2 separate regions of the Homo sapiens genome follow, and region 2 is linked to region 1. A link is an interaction called in ENCODE POLR2A ChIA-PET data of the cell type or tissue named here. Cell type or tissue: K562. All regions are shown on one strand.

Region 1 (2,500 bases):
CTAGACTCCAAGAGAAGCTCCCAGCCAAGTCTCCTGGAGACCACCGGAAATGAGTCATCACACTATAATCCACTGCCAAGTAATGATTCTGGATCCCGTCCACCAATTCACCCACAGACTTCATGTTCTCAGCAGCACAGTGATGTGACAGGAAGCATCATAGAAATGAGATTTCATTTAATGGCCTGAGAAGCTAAGGTTAGAATTGGGGTTCCGAACTGAAATACTTCCAAGGCCCAGCAGATAAGTGAGTAAAGTGGGTCCCTTAGCCTTGGTGTCAGGGAGACAATCCAGGATGGTGGGCCATAGAGCAAACCATGGAGTGCATACCCTGAGCAAGGGTGTAGCCACCCGACAGGTGGAGTCACTCAGCTCCACCCAAGTGTTGTCATTCAAGACTGTGGGCTCAGTGTTGTCGAAACGGCACATTTTAAAAAAGAGCAGCTTGAAATGCAGATTTTAGATTTCCTCATTTTTAAATGCTGGCAATTGTTCAAAAACAAGATGGACAAACAGAAAAATAAACCAAAACACTGTGAAGGACAAATAGCACATTGTGTGAAAACACAATGGAGCCCACAAGATGCAACCCTGGTGCCGAGATCTGCGGAAAGTGAAGAGAATTGAGAAGGAAGTTGCTGGGAGGACTAGAAAATCTCTATTAATCAGAATCCAGAGCACTCCACTGAGAGCACAATCCAGCTGCTGGAAATAGGATTTAAGTGGAAATTCCTCCCTCTCAGTGAATAACAAATATGATGCGTATTTTCCTGATTATGGTCTTTACGTCTTACATTTTCCAACTCTCTTGATATCCCCATTTTGCAGAGTTTCGGTAGAGAATCATTCTCTTGAATAGTAATCTAATCTAGTTGTGATTTGGGTTTGCTTTGGTATTGACATTTCCTAGAGAGCTCCAACAGATACAGATAAAAGCTGAGCTGCTGCGGTTAAATCTGGGGATGTGGTGATGGGGGCCCTGTATCCCTCGAGACTGTCCCTGAGACCTGTAGCTCTAGAATCTAGTCCTCATGACCTCAGACGTTCCTCCAAAAGTAAACTGTGTGTGAACTTGTGCTCCCTTGAGAAGCTGCCTTTAGGAAGGGTTTCAATTCTTTTAATATTTTATCAAGTTTAGTCCTCTTCTACATTTTTTTTTTAAGTTTTGCAAATTTTCATGGAGTTTTTTAAAGCTTTCATTGTTATTTCTCTGTTAACAACTACCACTATGAAAACTTGATTTTCTATTGAGTTTGGGTTTTTTTTTTTTTTTTTCAGACGGAGTTTCACTCTTGTTGCCCAGGCTGGAGTGCAATGGCGTGATGTCAACTCACCACAACCTCTGCCTCCTGGGTTCGAGCGTTTCTCCTGACTCAGCCTCCCAAGTAGCTGGGATTACAGGCATGCGCCATCACACCTGACTAATTTTGTGTTTTTAGTAGAGACAGGGTTTCTCCATGTTGGCCAAGCAGGTCTCGAACTACCAACCTCAGGGGATCCGCCCGCCTCGGCCTCCCAAAGTGCTGGGATTACAGGCATGAGCCATCGCACCTGGCCAGTTTTTTTTTTTTTTTTTTTTTCTAAGTGCAATGGGAAGCCACTCAAAGGGCTTTAAGCAGGGAAGTGACATTATCTGATTTTCGTTTTATAAAGATCCCTGCGGCTGCCGTCAGTGATTGTAGGAGGGCAGGAGTGGATGCAAGGACAGCAGACATTAGTGCAGGAGTTCAGGTGAAAGATGATAATAGCTTGGGCAGAGTGGTAGCAGTGGACATGGAGGGAGGTAGACAGATTTAAGATGTCTCGGAGACAGCTGATGGAATTTGCTGATAACTGGAATGGGAGTGACAATGACAAATAAAGGAACCTAGAATAAGCCCCAGAATTTTGCTTAAGCAACTGAGAGTTCAGCCATGGCAGATCTGTTAAGCACAAAAGTTAAACACAAATACAAATTCATACTGCATTGGACTCTTTTAAGCAGTGTCTTATAGAAAAAACATTTTATCTAGGGAAAAATGCAACAACAAAAACCACTGAAAACAAAAGCCTATGAATAAAAGCAGACCCGTTTTAGACTGGATGCACAAAACAAAAACACACAGGATTCTTGTGGTGGCGATGGGAGTAAGTGAAGACGTAACAGGTTGCAAGTTATTTTAAGGACTAAGACCCAATGTTCAGAAACCAAATCTTGTTCTTCCAGTGTGGATGCTTAGTCAAAGACTGTAAATTGTCTTCAAGCTGAGAGAGACCATGAAGAGAGAGGAGTGGCCACCTAACTAACCTTCCCAGTTTTTGGGAGCCAAACCTAGACCAGAATGTAGGTCTAAGTGACTCCCAATCCAGAGCTGTCTCCATTAGGCCAGGCTCTCACCCCAGCTCCAAACCAACTTCTAAAAACTTGTCCAAGAGTCCTCCTCTTCTTTAGAATTGGTAATCTTGGCAATTAAATTCAGCGTAGAAACACTCTCCTGAACATAATCAGCATGCTGGTTCT
Region 2 (2,500 bases), 210 kb after region 1:
AGCTGCTTGTCTGGAACAACTGGACACTGTGGAAGGGAAACACAAACCTTTAATGGGTGGTCAAACATACCTGACAAAGGTGCACTGTAGGAATACATCCGAATTTATTTAACATGCAGAAGGCTAGCTTGCTTCTCTTTCTTCTGCTTTTCTACTTATCTTTTGTCAAAGGCAAGTTTTTAAACTGTGGAAAGATATCATCTGATAAGAATGAAGACATGAGAAATTAGAAACCTGTAACCATTGCTGGTGGGTGTGTGTACTGGCTCAGATTTGGTGGGGTACAGAGGAGCCATCAATGAAAAACCTGTAAATGATGCATATCTATGATCCAGCAACACTTTTTTTTTTTTTTTTTTTGAGATGGAGTCTTGCTCTGTCGCCCAGGCTGGAGTGCAGTAGCGCAATCTCGGCTCACTGCAAGCTCCGCCTCCTGGGTTCACGCCATTCTCCTGCCTCAGCCTCCCAAGTACTTGGGATTATAGGTGTGTGCCACCACACCCAGCTAATTTTTGTTTTTTTTAGTAGAGATGGGGTTTTACCATGTAGCCTAAGCTGACCTCAAACTCCTGGGCTTAAGTGATTGGCTCACCTTGGCCTCCCAAAGTGCTGGGATTACAGGCGTGAGCCACCACACCTGGCCTGCTCCAGCAACACTTCTAAGGACGGTTTCTAAAGAAATGAGTGGATTGCTGCTCACATCTGTATGCACATGGATGTTTATAATAGTCATGCTTTGTAAACAACCTAGATGCCTAACCACAGAAAACTGTTTAAATTACTGCACATCCATGTAATGGAATACTATGCAGGGGTTTAAAATAATTGCATAGATATCTGCAAACATGAAAATATGTCCATGATACGTCATGATTAAAAAATAAGGTTCCTGGTCAAGTACCATGGCTCACGCCTGTAATCCCAGCATTTTGAGAGGCCAGGGCGGGCAGATCTCTTGAGCCCAGGAGTTCAAGACCAGCCTGGGCAACATGGCGAAACCTCATCTCTACAAAAAATACAAAAATTAGCTGGGCACGGTGGTGTGCACCTGTAGTCCCAGCTACTCAGGAGGCTGAGGTGTGAGGATTGCTGGAGCCAGGGAGGTAGAAGCTGTAGTGAGCCAAGATTGCACCACTGCACTCCCGCCTGTGTGACAGAATGAGACCCTGTCAAAAAAAAAAAAAAAAAAAGCTCCTAAAGTGCAATTTTAAAAAACAAATGATTACTTATAGCGAAAAGACTAGAGGACACATGCAAATGTGTACAGTATTTATCTCTGGGTAATAGAACTATGGGTGTTTTTCATTTTCTTCTTTTACACCTTTATGTAATGTGTTAATATTTTATCATTAGGGAAAAAAACAGCAAAGCTATTTTCAGCTTGAAATGAAAAAAGGTTGATAAAGGGGATTGGGGCTTAGGTGATTAAAGGCAAGCATGTGAGTCAGACATGGCCTCCCAGCCCCTGCCGGACTGTTGCGCTGTCGCCGGACACTCAAGTTGCTATCAGGAGCACTTTTCTCTGTCAAAGTGACTGGCTTTTGTCATGCAATCCCCAAGTTATAATGGGAGGGTAGGATAGGCCCCAGAGCAGTCAGCTGAGCCAGCCCCGCTCAGTGAGTCTGTCCTCTGGGGCTCGCCATGCCCCCAGCCTCCGCATGGGGAACACCATCAGGGCCCTCGTGGCCTTCATCCCTGCTGACCGTTGCCAGAACTATGTGGTCAGGGACCTCCGTGAGATGCCGCTGGACAAGATGGTGGATCTGAGTGGGAGCCAGTTACGCCGCTTCCCCCTGCACGTGTGCTCCTTCAGGGAGCTGGTCAAGCTCTACCTGAGCGACAACCACCTCAATAGCCTGCCTCCGGAGCTGGGGCAGCTACAGAACCTGCAGATTCTGGCCTTGGATTTCAACAACTTCAAGGCTCTGCCCCAGGTGGTGTGCACCTTGAAACAGCTCTGCATCCTCTACCTGGGCAACAACAAACTCTGCGACCTCCCCAGTGAGCTGAGCCTGCTCCAGAACCTCAGGACCCTGTGGATCGAGGCCAACTGCCTCACCCAGCTGCCGGATGTGGTCTGTGAGCTGAGTCTCCTTAAGACTCTGCATGCCGGCTCCAACGCCCTGCGTTTGCTGCCAGGCCAGCTCCGGCGCCTCCAGGAGCTGAGGACCATCTGGCTCTCGGGCAACCGGCTAACTGACTTTCCCACTGTGCTGCTTCACATGCCCTTCCTGGAGGTGATTGATGTGGACTGGAACAGCATCCGTTACTTCCCCAGCCTGGCGCACCTGTCAAGTCTGAAGCTGGTCATCTATGACCACAATCCTTGCAGGAACGCACCCAAGGTGGCCAAAGGTGTGCGCCGTGTGGGGAGATGGGCAGAGGAGACGCCAGAGCCCGACCCTAGAAAAGCCAGGCGCTATGCGTTGGTCAGAGAGGAAAGCCAGGAGCTACAGGCACCAGTCCCTCTACTTCCTCCTACCAACTCCTGAGGAGCTTC

What was found. Peaks named below come from ENCODE experiments on the same cell type or tissue, not always from the same donor. Only the 100,000 strongest peaks of a DNase experiment are listed, where the experiment ranks them.
Region 2: POLR2A ChIA-PET joins it to region 1 with 5 read pairs; 2 of 35 experiments call an interaction of 5 or more read pairs at or near these places.

The regions. Positions count from the first base shown.
Region 1 is chr12:69,819,634-69,822,133 of GRCh38, reverse strand. RAB3IP (RAB3A interacting protein) reads right to left here. Exons shown (of 11, transcript NM_022456.5): 11 at 1-2,500. Among named protein-coding and RNA genes, the nearest start is that of MYRFL, 4.3 kb to the left of the region's middle. In K562, no CTCF peak of the experiment used is centred here; no DNase peak of the experiment used is centred here.
Region 2 is chr12:69,609,997-69,612,496 of GRCh38, reverse strand. It overlaps LRRC10 (leucine rich repeat containing 10), which reads left to right and starts at 1,590. Exons shown (of 1, transcript NM_201550.4): 1 at 1,590-2,500. The coding sequence starts at 1,659. The coding sequence ends at 2,492. In K562, no CTCF peak of the experiment used is centred here; a DNase peak (open chromatin) is centred at 1,486.